Regions from separate parts of the Homo sapiens genome. Here all the other regions are linked to region 4. The links are chromatin contacts, found by Hi-C or POLR2A ChIA-PET in ENCODE. All regions are on one chromosome and are shown on one strand. Each heading gives the region's core, a stretch centred on a gene start or an enhancer-like site at or near the end of the contact. The rest is flanking DNA. Distances are from core to core; before and after follow the strand shown.

Evidence for each region. A loop is a pair of places that touch in the nucleus more often than their neighbours do. ChIA-PET counts read pairs that join two places held with the same protein, here RNA polymerase II (POLR2A). Pooled maps may share reads with other maps.
Region 1: a map of naive thymus-derived CD4-positive, alpha-beta T cell shows a loop between it and region 4 (21-fold over the local background). The contact joins the promoter of BAG1 here to the promoter of UBE2R2 in region 4. A Hi-C loop is called at or near these places in 3 of 168 maps with a recorded cell type or tissue (CD4-positive, alpha-beta memory T cell, breast epithelium and naive thymus-derived CD4-positive, alpha-beta T cell) and 10 of 50 pooled maps. POLR2A ChIA-PET finds 5 or more read pairs at or near these places in 2 of 52 experiments (Caco-2 and OCI-LY7).
Region 2: a map of naive thymus-derived CD4-positive, alpha-beta T cell shows a loop between it and region 4 (9-fold over the local background). The contact joins the promoter of SMU1 here to the promoter of UBE2R2 in region 4. A Hi-C loop is called at or near these places in 1 of 168 maps with a recorded cell type or tissue (naive thymus-derived CD4-positive, alpha-beta T cell), 1 of 37 single-sample maps with no recorded cell type and 10 of 50 pooled maps.
Region 3: a map of PC-9 shows a loop between it and region 4 (7-fold over the local background). The contact joins the promoter of SPINK4 here to the promoter of UBE2R2 in region 4. A Hi-C loop is called at or near these places in 1 of 168 maps with a recorded cell type or tissue (PC-9). POLR2A ChIA-PET finds 5 or more read pairs at or near these places in 1 of 52 experiments (T-cell).

What each region holds. Positions count from the first base shown.
Region 1 is chr9:33,263,089-33,266,040 of GRCh38, forward strand. BAG1 (BAG cochaperone 1) reads right to left here and starts at 1,620. Exons shown (of 7, transcript NM_004323.6): 1 at 1,136-1,620. The coding sequence starts at 1,586. It overlaps CHMP5 (charged multivesicular body protein 5), which reads left to right and starts at 1,961. Exons shown (of 8, transcript NM_016410.6): 1 at 1,961-2,059; 2 at 2,922-2,952. The coding sequence starts at 1,991. RefSeq lists enhancers at 629-678, 809-1,398, 1,929-2,168 and a silencer at 1,429-1,748.
Region 2 is chr9:33,074,951-33,078,041 of GRCh38, forward strand. It overlaps SMU1 (SMU1 DNA replication regulator and spliceosomal factor), which reads right to left and starts at 1,724. Exons shown (of 12, transcript NM_018225.3): 1 at 1,633-1,724. The coding sequence starts at 1,658. RefSeq lists enhancers at 1,586-1,735, 1,906-2,105.
Region 3 is chr9:33,238,617-33,241,549 of GRCh38, forward strand. It overlaps SPINK4 (serine peptidase inhibitor Kazal type 4), which reads left to right and starts at 1,551. Exons shown (of 4, transcript NM_014471.3): 1 at 1,551-1,653. The coding sequence starts at 1,593.
Region 4 is chr9:33,815,574-33,818,691 of GRCh38, forward strand. UBE2R2 (ubiquitin conjugating enzyme E2 R2) reads left to right here and starts at 1,587. Exons shown (of 5, transcript NM_017811.4): 1 at 1,587-2,361. The coding sequence starts at 2,185. It overlaps UBE2R2-AS1 (UBE2R2 antisense RNA 1), which reads right to left. Exons shown (of 5, transcript NR_170204.1): 1 at 3,054-3,118. RefSeq lists an enhancer at 1,097-1,186 and silencers at 1,477-1,576, 1,757-1,966, 2,037-2,206.

The DNA.
Region 1 (2,952 bases), core at 370-2,869, 550 kb before region 4:
CAGATAAACCCCACGAAGTAGATCTACCTATTACTTCTTATTTCACAGATGAGCAAACTGTGACTTCAGGCAAGTTAAGGACTGCCTATGGAGACTCAACTGTTGGAATCAGAAGTTGATATCAGATCTAGCTGATTCCCAAGCCCACCTTTTTCATCACAAGCCATCTGCTTCCTGTGGCTTGACTGCCCTGTACCCTGTATTGTATTGGTCTCGTCTCGCTTGCTGTAATGGGCAAGTGACTGTTTTCCTCCAAGTCTCTCCCACTGAACACACTTGAGTGCATCCATGATTTGTGCTAAGTAAACAGACAAATGCATACGAACAGCAGAGCCTTTCTTTCTGAAGAAGAGACGCCAATTCTTTTCCAGGGATGCGGACAGCAAGGAGGGAGCCTGTGTACAGTACATTACACCAAGGTTTGGTTCCCCCAACAGCTCCGTGAGGTCAGCAGGAGCCAGGGTTACCAAATCTACTTCACAGAGGAGAAACCGGATTCTTAGAAGAAGCCGTCCATCCCAAGGTCACTCAAAACCGCAGGATCTAGAATCCAGGTCTCCAGATTCCCAGACCCTTGGGCCTCCCCTAGCTGGTTCTAGAGAAACCTCATGGACTCAGCTCTCCGGTGTACTGACTTCATTTGGTGGTGTGTCAACTCCAACAGTAGGCAGACCCAAAGGGTGCCCAGAGTACAACGCTTGGACCCACGGCCAACTCAAGCGGCGCACACGGAGAAGGCACTCAGCACACGAGGAGCACCCCGGCATGCACGAAGTTCTGACTTATCACACACGGAGCAGTCGTAGACCACATGGCCCAATATATGCCTGACACAAAGGGCACAATAACTGCGCGGGCACACAAACACAACCAGGCCCACGACGTAAAGCACGGAGAAGCTCAAACACCCAGGATCGCACAAATGACCAGAGACAAAATACACCGGCCACATGGAAAAGTGTACAGACACAAGCCCGGGACAAAAGACAGTTCCACGGACACAACCAATAACCCACGCTTCCGGACGCCAGGACAAGCGCAAGGTCACACGCTTCTGGAGGACACGTGACTAAACCCACAGACCCCGCCGGGCTTTCGGGACCTGCATGGAGCCCACCTGGCGCCCGACACTCACTGTGGGTGACAGTCACGGTGAGCCCAGCTGCCGCCATTTCCTCCCTGGTCACCTCCTCGCTCCGGGTCGACTCCTCGTCCCGGGTCACCTCCTGGCTCCGATTCATCTCTTCGCCCTGGGTCGCCTCCTCACTCTGGGTCGCCTCTTCACTCCAGGTCGCTTCCTCACTCAGGGTCAACTCCTCGCTCCGGGTCAACTCCTCGCTCCGGGTCGAGCGGCGCCGGGTTTTCTTCTTCATCCGCGGCCTGCGAGCGCCGGCGGCGGCGCCCCTGGTGGGTCGGTCATGCCCGCTGGCAGTACTCCGGGCAGGTGGACGCCCAGAGGGAGGCGGACCACGCTGGGCCGGGGGCTCCGACTGGCGCGGCTCCCGGCCTGGCCGAAGGGCGCGCAGCCGGGAACCCAGCCGCTCCCGGTCGCCTCGCGGTCTCCGCGCCCCCCCGCGCTGAGCCAGGCCCGCACTTGTTGACCGCCCAGCGATGGAAGCTGAGCGCGGCGTCTCACAACCCCGCCCGACTACTTCCCAGCCCCGCCCCGGCCTGCCGGCCCCGCCCTCGCCCTATGCCGCGTTAGTTGCCTCCAGGCCCCACCCACTCAACTGAGGCCCCGCCTTGCTACAGTAAAACCCCTCCCACTCCTTCTACCAACACCCCGCCCCCTGCAGGCTCTCTCCGAGAGCACCAAGTCCTTTTGCTCTCCATCCCCGGAAGACCCGGCTGAAAATCCGGAAAAAGAATCGGGAAACGCCAGGAGGCATATTGCGCTTGCGCACGGAGGGGCCGGAAGTCGAGGCGGGAGTGACTCTGCTTCCGTTTCTGGTTTTGCTCTAGTGTTTGGGTTTCTTCGCGGCTGCTCAAGATGAACCGACTCTTCGGGAAAGCGAAACCCAAGGCTCCGCCGCCCAGCCTGACTGACTGCATTGGCACGGTGGGCATTTGATCATGCATAAGTAGGCTCAGGACCTCTGACACACCCGACCCCGCCCACCCCCAGCCCCGGGCCCATATTCTTCCACTTCATTTCGGGTCCTGGGCCCCTTACACGTCGTCCCTCTCTATCTCACCTTCTCCCCTTCATCCCTGTTACCCAAGTCATTCCTAACGCCACAAACCAGGGAACCCCTAACCCCATCACTGCCTTGCCCTGCCAGCACCCAACCCGTTTTGATGCCCATTGCCCGTCCACTCGCTCTCGCCTTGATCCTCTCACCTCACCCAGCCCTAGGCCCATACACCCTTCCCACCTCATCCTGCCTGATCCCTTACCCTTCTTCCATCTGTCATCCCCAGTCCACATCAGGACTCAGCTTGATATCCTAGGTCAACATATCTGTGCCTTCGTCCTGGATCTCAGTAACACAAAACTCAGAACCCTAGCCCCTCAGATTAAGCCACCATCCCCGATTTAGGGAATGGCATTAGATCTACAATCAGCTGGTTTCACTTGGCACTGGCCCATTTCATGTGCCTCTTGGAGGAACTCTCAGCCTGGCTAGTCTCTGATTCTAGGGAAATTCCAACTCAACTCAGTGATTCTCAAATTATTTTCTGCCCCAACCCACTTGAAGGCTACCTGGTATATCAGAATCGGGGCAGTGTGGCGGGGGGTAAGAGAATAATTTATAAAGCCCAGGGTTTCTGGTTGGGAATACCCTTCTTTGTGAACCACTGTTTTTCACCCTTCCCCTTAAGCTCCTCTTTTCTTCCTCTGTATTCCTTCCTCTCTACCTGCCCCTTCTGGAATAAGTGTATTGCAGTAACTACCAGTGCATTTGATATTTTCCCCTAAGGTGGACAGTAGAGCAGAATCCATTGACAAGA
Region 2 (3,091 bases), core at 474-2,973, 740 kb before region 4:
TTTGTAGAGACGTGGTTTTGCCATGTTGACCATGCTGGTCTCAAACTTCTGGGCTCAAGTGATCCATCCACCTCAGCTTCCCAAAGTGTTGAGATGACAGGTGTGAGCCACCGCACCTGGCCCCTCTTCTTAAAAACAACTATAGGCCGGCCGCGGTGGCTCACGCCTGTAATCTCACCACTTTGGAAGGCCGAGGCGGGCAGATCACAAGGTCAGGAGATCGAGACCATCCTGGCTAACACGGTGAAACCCCGTCTCTACTAAAAATACAAAAAAATTAGCCGGGCATGGTGGTGGGCGCCTGTAGTCCCAGCTACTCGGGAGGCTGAGGCAGGAGAATGGCGTGAACGTGGGAGGCGGTGCTTGCAGTGAGCGGAGATCGCGCCACTGCATTCCAGCCTGGGTGACAGAGTGAGACTCCGTCTCAAAAAAAAAAAAGGGAACTGATTGCTGCTACCTGCAGTAGTCTTTTTCTCTCATGGCCCCTTTATGAGGTATGCAGGTATCCAGACTTAGACCCCTGTTATTCTGCTATGATACTATCTTCCTTAGCACATGTCCGTTGACTTCCATTTTACACTCCCAAAATAAGTCATCTCTCTCCTCAAACAGCTCACATTTGACATAGCCAAAATCAAATTCCCTACCTTCAAACAGAAATGAATACATAAAGAGCTAGAAGCTTTGAAGATAGTCTGGGATTTGAATCAAAGTTATGTGACCTTGGACAAGTAGGTTAACATCATTTCAGTATTTGCTGAATGCATAAACCTCCCTTCCTCCTATGAAAAGTCTCCAAAAAAGGTCCTCTCCCTCCCTTACACTCAGACACAATTTTTATGTCTGTTAATTTAATTATTATTAAGTGTTGGCAAGGACAGGTGGAGGATGGAGTTCTGGAAAAGCACACTAAGGTCTTCTTTAGTCACTAATTCTCATCCCCTATTCCTTGAAAATTTTTCTTTCTAGCCCAGTCTCCAGTCTGTCTCTCCCCAGACAACCCAAAATTCCGTGCCAGATCGGGCCTGATAGTTGTTCATTCATTCCAAAAGCTAGTTGTTCATTCATTCCAAAAGCAATTAACTCTTCCTCTAAGGTATGCTAGACACTGAGACCACAAGGAAAAGGAGCTCCTAGGCACCGACAAAGGCTAGTTTGGGGTGAGGTTATCAAACAGTGACAATACTGAGTGATAAACGCTAGGCAGAGAAAAGCAAAGGGGCCGTATAAGCAGAGACAACGAATCACATTGCATAAGCTGGACAGGGAGAGAAGCAAGGCTTAAAGAGACCTATCCCCTTGCGCAGATAATTAGACTGGAGTCCAGAGTGGATCCTTAATTTGGTCAATCACAGCGCGCCAGCAGTCGGCCAAGGACAGAACTTAGGTCTGCAAGGTGTGTTTTCCCCACCCGTGCCACCTCCCTCGAGGTTTTGGGCTTCACGTCTGAGAGCTGCTACTTTCCTGTGGGCCCACCTCCGAGGTAGCGAGATCCAAGATGCTTCTTTGGGGGCAAGGAAATGGCCCTCCACTCCCTGGCCTCTCGGATGCCTTCTCCCGAGTACCCTCCGCCCCACACCCTTAACCTCCAGGCCCCCGGCAAGGCGCGAACATCCCCACCGCAGGACTCACTCCGAAGATTCGATTTCGATCGACATAGCCGTATCTCTCCGGGAGCAGGCCCCAGCTCTCCCTCAAGGCCAGTCGCGCAACACACCAACGACACCTCCGGCGGACACCTAACGTCACTTCCGCTTGGGTCGGCGTCTGGCTCCCGCTCTGGAGATAGAGTGAACGAAGAGTAGGGGCGAGGTTCGCGTAGGGGCGGAGCCCTCAGGGGCTGTCAGAGGGCGGAGTTTATGCCCCTGCCCCAGAGAAATACGCATCAGGAGGAAGACTGTTTAAAAGCAGGCCGGAGCCGGGTGCGGTGGCTCACGCTTGTAATCCCAACACTTTGGAAGGCCGAGGCGGGCGATCACCTGAGGTCGTGAGTTCGAGACCAGCCTGACCAACATGGAGAAACCCCCGTCTCTACTAAAAATACAAAATTAGCCGGGCGTAGTGGCGCATGCCTGTAATCCCTACTCGGGAGCCTGAGGCAGGAGAATCGCTTGAACCCAGGAGGCGGAGGTTGCGGTGAGCCGAGATCGCGCCATTGCACCCCAGCATGGAAAACAAGAGCGCAACTCCGTCTCAAAAAAAAAAAAAAAAAAAAAAGAAAGATAGAAAAGAAAAAGAAAAAAAGCACCGGGCGCCATACAGCTCACAAATGTACTGAAAAAGAAAAGCGCTGGGGCGGAGCGCGGTGGCTCGCGCCTGTACTCCCAGCGCGCGAGTTCGAGACCAGCCTGGGCAACATGGTGAAGCCCCGTCTCTACTAAAAATACAAAAAATTAGCCGGGCGTGGTGGCGGGGGCGCCTGTAATCTCAGCTACTCGGGAGTCTGTGGCAGGAGAATCGTTTCACCTCTGGAGGTGGATGCGGTGAGCCGAGATCACACCATTGCACTCCAGCCTGGGCAAGGAGAGCAAAATTCCGTCTCAAAAGAAGAAAAGAAAAGTAGTGGTGATAAGATTGTAGTAAGAAAAGCAAAGAAAAGAAAGAAGAAAAGAAAGAAAAGAAAAGAAAGAAAAGAAAGAGCACTGGTTTGGAAAGATTGCTTTTTTTTTGAGACGGAATCTCGCACTGTCGCCCGGGCTGAAGAGCACAATGGCGCGATCTCGGCTCACTGCAAACTCTGCCTCCCGGGTTCAGGAGATTCTCTTGCCTCAGCCTCCGGAGTAGCTGGGATTACAGGTTTCTTGCCATCACGCCAGGCTAATTTTTTGTATTTTTAGTAGAGATGGGATTTCACTATGTTGGTCAGGCTGTTCTCGAACTCCTGACCTCGTGATCCGCCCGCCTCGGTCTCCCAAAGTGCTGGGATTACAGGCGTGAGTCACTGCGCCCAGCCAATGTTGCTTTCGTTTGATGTAATTAGTTGATTAGATTTAAGATGAGGCTGAATATGCAATACCTGATGGGATATTAATACATTCAAAACCAACATAACACTAGCCAAAATTTATAGGAAGAGTTAATTGAGGATTTT
Region 3 (2,933 bases), core at 301-2,800, 580 kb before region 4:
AAAGGGACTGTTCTTTTTTTAATTAAAAAAAAAATTTTTTTTTAGAGTTGGGGTCTTGCTATATTGCCCAGGCTGGTCTCTAATTTCTGGGCTCAAGCAATCCTCCTGCCTCAGCCTCCCAAGTGTTAGGATTACAGGCATGAGCCACCGCACCTGGCTGGGGCTGTCCTCAAACAAGAATCCTTCGCCTTGTCATTGGAATATTCTTGCAACTTATCTGCAGGCTTGAAATCTTTCGAAATAAAGTTTTTCTTTAAAAAAAAAAAACACAGATTCTGATTTAAATATTTCAGAGCGAAGCTCAGCATCTGTATTTGTAAATTCTCCCCCAGGGAAATCCAATCTGCAGACAGAGCTGAAAAACACTGATCTAAATGAATTAGAGAAACGTGTATGTAAATAAAATGTATTTTATATATCAGAAATTCTTTGAGAGCAAATATCCAAATGACTTATTAATGTATACTATGTAAGTATGGGGGAGTTTTAGAAACTGATTTTTCTTTAAAAGAATCTTGTCTTTATTTAACCTATGAAGATACAGATGAGGCCGCGTGCAGTGACTCATGCCTATAATCCCAGCACTTTGGGAGGCCGAGGCAGGCAGATCACGAGGTCAGGAGTTCGAGATCAGCCTGGCCAACATAGTGAAACCCCGTCTCTACTAAAAATACAAAAAGTTAGCTGGGCAGGTGGCAGGTGCCTGTAATCCTAGCTACTCAGGAGGCTGAGGCAGGAGAATCGCTTGAACCCAGGAGGCAGGGGTTGCAGCCAGCCGAGATCGCGCCAGGCACACCAGCCCGGGCAACAGTGTGAGACTCTGTCTCAAAAAAAAAAAAAGCAAATGAACACATAATACCTGCAAAGCAAGAAGGCATCTTCCTTTTAATGTTTTATTTTGCCTTTGTTTTGCCTGTTAGTTGTGCCCACTTTGCGGTACAAAAAAATAAGTGAAATAAAAGTAAGTAAAAATGATCATTTCTGCTTACGTTTACAGCTCATTTCATATTCTGCAAAATGTTTTCCCGTCTGCTATCACCGCCGCCATCCTCACAGCAGCCTGGGAGAAAGGCAGAGCCAAAAGTCTCATCTCCACTTCGTGCATGGGTGATCTGAGGCCCAGTTAAGAAAAGTGGCTCTACCGAGGTCCCAGAGTTGGTTGCTGGAGGCACTGGCAAAGGAATCCAGGCTCCAGCCCCCTTCTCTGCCTCCTGCCATCTTCCAGTTGCTTTTTTCCTTTCTCTCTTTCTCTATCTCTTTCCCCTTCTCTCTGCCTTGAACTCTCTCTCTTTCTACTTCAACTTTCCTCTCCTTGCTCCAACCCTCAGATTGGAGTCAGCTTTGCAAGTTGTCCAAACTTTTTGTCACTCTGGAAACCTGCCAGCCCCATGGCCACAGCCCCATCTCATCAAAAGCTCAGCATCTGCACCTAGAGCAAGCCCTTTCCGGATGTCAGCGTGCAAAGATTAACTCTGGTCTCTCCATCTGGCCCTAGATAAGATAAGATTAGGAGAGCGGCACTATAAATAGGCCCCCATCCTTCCTCAGGCGCAGGCCCCAGCCAGCTCAGGCTACACTATCCCAGGATCAGCATGGCCGTCCGCCAGTGGGTAATCGCCCTGGCCTTGGCTGCCCTCCTTGTTGTGGACAGGGGTGAGTGGGCAGAACCTGGATTCTCTGTGGCTTTGTGTTGGTAGGTGAGCTTGGGGTGAGAGCAGAAGCAGGGCCTGGAGCACCCTGTGAGGCCTCAGCTTTTTCCATGTACCTTCATTCTGCATATGCACCCTCCACTGTGCTGGGGAAAGTTCTGGGCTGGGAGAAAAGAAACTTGGGTTCAAATCCTGACTGGCGCAGAATTACCAAAGTCCCCTACCCTCTTGGGGCCTCAGTTTCTCCAGCTGTAAAAGAGGGCATTGTTCCAGTTCAAAGCTGCACTGAGCAACTATTGGGCTGGAGGCTGTGGGGACAGAAGGGAGCAGGTAGGTCCCAGCTCTCAGGAGAGACTGACAAGTATGCTGGGTGCAGGGTGGTGGATGCTAAGAGAGACCTGGCCGAGGTCTTCTGAGCTCCCGATCTCTCTGAAAGGCTGTGGTTTGGGACTTGGGCAGCCATGTGAGCACGACAGAGCCCTTTCCCAGGACTGGACACATATACTTGGGGCAGGGCCCTCTCAGGATCTGGGCCATCCCTGCAATCTCACAGCTACCATGTCAGGCACTGTTCTGAGCCCTTAAGACAGATTAGTGACCCAAACAGAAAAAGCACGGTCCTGATGGAGCATAAATCCAATGGGGTAGAGGAAAAGGGGAAAGGCAATAAACAAGATGGTTACAATGTATGTTAAACGGTATGTTAGAAGCTGATAAAAGTTAAGGAAAAAATACTTGGCAGGGTGATGGGCACTGGAAGGGGGTTGCAATTTCAAATCAGGGGAGGTATCTCTGAGAGTCCGATGTTTGAGCAAAGCTTGAAGGAGATGAGGGACTAAGCCATGTGGATATCTGGGAGAAGATTCCAGGCAGAGGGAACAGCTCAGGTGCAAAGGACCTGAGGCAGGGGCATGCCTGGAGTGACTGAGGTACTGTAAGACCAGTGTGGCAGGAGGGGACATTGTACGGAGTGATAGGAGAGGAGATGAGAGAGGCAAATTGGAACTGTACCGGGAAAGACCTTGTTGGCCAACATAAGAACTTGGCTTTTCCTCTGACTAAAATGGGAGGCACTGAAAGCTTTGAGCAGAGAGTTATGTCTTTCAAGGGTTGCTCTGGTTGGTACATTGAGAATAAACTGAACAGGGAAGCGGGGAGACCAGTTAGGACCCGCCTGGACAAAAGCCATAAGTTATAAGGCAACGCCTGGCAGGATCCAGGGCCACTGACCTCATGGCCAGTCCCACACCCATTTCCCCAGCTGGAAACAGACCTGGGCACAGG
Region 4 (3,118 bases), core at 337-2,836:
GTCTCTACTAAAAATACAAAAATTAGCTGGGCATGGCTGTGCACACCTGTGGTCCTGCTACTTGGGAGACTGAGGTTAGAGGATGGCTTAAGCCCAGGAGGTTACTGCTAGAGTGAGCTATAATCACTCTACTGTACTCCAGCCTGGGCAACAGAGTAAGACCCTGTCTCAATAAAAGGGGTGGGTAGTGGTGGTATCCAGAATACAGCTATGCCTTAAAGTTTTTTTCTTTCAAGTTTCTATGAATCATTAACCATGTGCCAGTCACTACGCTAAATGCTGTACATACATTTAATCATTACAATTGCTTGTGTTGGGTATAATTAATCCCCTTTTACAGAAGCTGATTAAACAGCCGGGTGTGGAGGCATGCACCTGTAGTCCTAGCTACTTGGGAGGCTGAGGTGGGAGAATCGCTTGAACCTGGGAGGCGGAGGTTGCAGTGGGCCATGATCGCGCCACTGTGCTACAGCCTGGGTGACAGAGCAAGACCCTGTCTCAAACAAAACAAAACCAAAAAACAAAAAACTGATGATACAGGGAGAAGTAATGGAACTAGGGTTGGAACCAAGATCTGTCTAGTTCCGAAACTGTGTGTGTAGAACTCTCACAATATTCTGGCTTTTCTAGGAAATGTTTTTTAGGCAGTTATCCTAGGACATGCCTTCCTAGGAGAAAGGAGTACTGTATTCTGAACCACGGGGGGACCAAAGACTGTCCCCACATCTCACTTCGGTTATGATTATCTCGAAAGTCCCTCAGTTCCAGGGTGGACATTCAAGCCACAAGCACCTATAGGGAACTTTGACCCCTAAGTTCAACCACAGTAGTTTATTTTACAAATGGCGAAGGCGAAGGGCAGCCTGAGCACTTGCCCCAAATCACAATGAGAAGGGCTAGAGACCCAGTTTGTTATTGTCTTTTTCCTCACAACTTCCTCTTTGTAGTTAAGAAGGGAAGCAGAAGCTGACCTTTTTGTCTCACCCCGTTTCTCACGTGGAACTGCCGCACCCAGGGTGAGTAACGTGCCAAAGGGCACACTTGCCTGTGGGCTGGCCTGCGGGAAGGTCTGTTCCCACCGAAAAGACCCACATTGTCAGCACATCCTAATCAAGTAGCTACTAAGTGGAGGGACCGCAGACTGGGTGTCACGGGGAGGGGCCTGCAGCGACCAGGCCCGTCCCAGGATGGCTGCGGAGGCCCCTGGATCCACAGTGGGGAGGGCCCCGAGAGCCGGGAGACCTGGGTTCCCTTCCCGGGCACGCCTTTGGAACTGCGGCGTCCAGCCGCACAACCGTCACTCTGGGGCCACGGCAATCCCTGCGCCCGCCCTTGGTCCCCGCTGCTTCTGGGATCTTTATGGGCGGGGGACACGCGCCAGCGTCACAAAGCGCCGCGACCGCGCGGGAGACCGAGAGGAGGCGTGGAAACGGGAGGAGGAGGAGGTGGTAGTGGAGGAGAGCCAGGCACGGTGGGGGGAGGGGAGGGAGGGGCACGCGCACGCGCGTCGGGCCGCCAGCCGCTGAGAGCCGCCCAGCACCCGGCGTGCGCCCCTCCTCCCTCTCTCCCTCCCTCCCTCCCTCCCTGCTTCTCGGCTCCGTTGCTCCCGCGGCGCGAGGCGCTCTCGCTCTCCTCCTCCTCCGCCGTCGCCCCTCCCCCCGCGCAGCCCCCGCCGCCACCGCCGCGAGACCCCCGCACGCCGCTCTCCCCCCACCCTCTCCTGCCCCGCGCGCCCTCCGGCCCCTGCGGCCCCCGAAGAGAACGAGAGGGCGAGCGAGCGCGGCGTTCCCGGGCCGGCCCGGCCCCCTCCCTTCACCATCGCCGGCCCTCCGCCGCCTTCCTCCGCTTCCACCTCCTCTCCCCCCCCCCAAGTTGAGGCCCCCTCCGGGGGGGGGAGGCCCGGGACCGGGACCCGTAGCGAATTCTCCTAACTCCCTCGACCTCTCCTCTCGCCCGGCCCGAGTGTGAGGAGAAGGGCCCGGCCCGGCCTGCGTCGTGTGTGAGGAGGACCCCGGGCGGGCCCACGGGCCGTGTGGGGCCTGGTCTGGCCCGCCGGGTGTGTGAAGACCGGGGCCCGGTGCTGCCCGGCCGGAGGGCGAGCGGAGGGGAGGGGCCTGGTCCGGCCCGGCCGGTGCGTGAGGACTGGGGCCCGGGCCCGGCGCCGCCGCCGCCGCCGCCGCCGCGATGGCCCAGCAGCAGATGACCAGCTCGCAGAAGGCCCTGATGCTCGAGCTGAAATCCCTGCAGGAGGAACCGGTGGAGGGCTTCCGGATCACCCTGGTGGACGAGTCCGACCTCTACAACTGGGAGGTGGCCATCTTCGGACCCCCCAACACCCTCTACGAAGGCGGCTACTTCAAGGTACCCTCACCCTCCTCCCGGACCCTGCTTCCGCGGCCGAGGCCTCCGGCTCCCCGCCGCTTTCTGCAGTTCCTGGGACCAGGAGTATGAGCACGGGCGAGTGGAGGGGGCTTCTCACCCGTGCAGCCCCCTCCCCCATCCCTGGAGGCAGGAAGGCCTTGCTCGCCGAGTGCCTTTTCTTTGTCATGGGGGCGGGGGCTCGGGCGGGGGCGGGAGGGCAGGCTGCACCGGGAAATCGGAGAGCCTCTCTGGTTAGGGTAGTGTCTACGGGCGGAGGAGGCCGCCTTTGTTTCCCCCGCTGAGGGTGGGTGGAAAGAGCGGTGGTCTATCTGTGCTTTTTCGTTCTCCGGTCGGAACCCCTCCCTGCGCAGGCTGGAACTGCCCCAGAGGGCAGGGTGACCTGCACCGACTGGATTGGACTTTTCTTTTTTGGGGGGTGGGGGTGGGGGTGGGGTGGGGGAGGGGCACCAGCTTGTCATTTCAGAAGCTGCCGAGTGCCCTGACATTTTGAGGATTTGTTGGGCATCTTGGGTAGTGGTAGTGCCAACTTTGCATTCCAATGGGTGGTGGTGAAGAATGGGACCCTAGGGGTGGTAAAAAAAAAAAAAAAAAAAAAAAGGGTGCCCGCGTCGTCTTGTCATTATCCATTTGGGGGAACTTTAACCCTCTTTCCGTTCACATTCTCTGCTTACCTCAGTCACTGGTTCTTTCAAAATGCCCTTTGTCCTCACCATGCCACCAAGTTTGCCAACCTTTT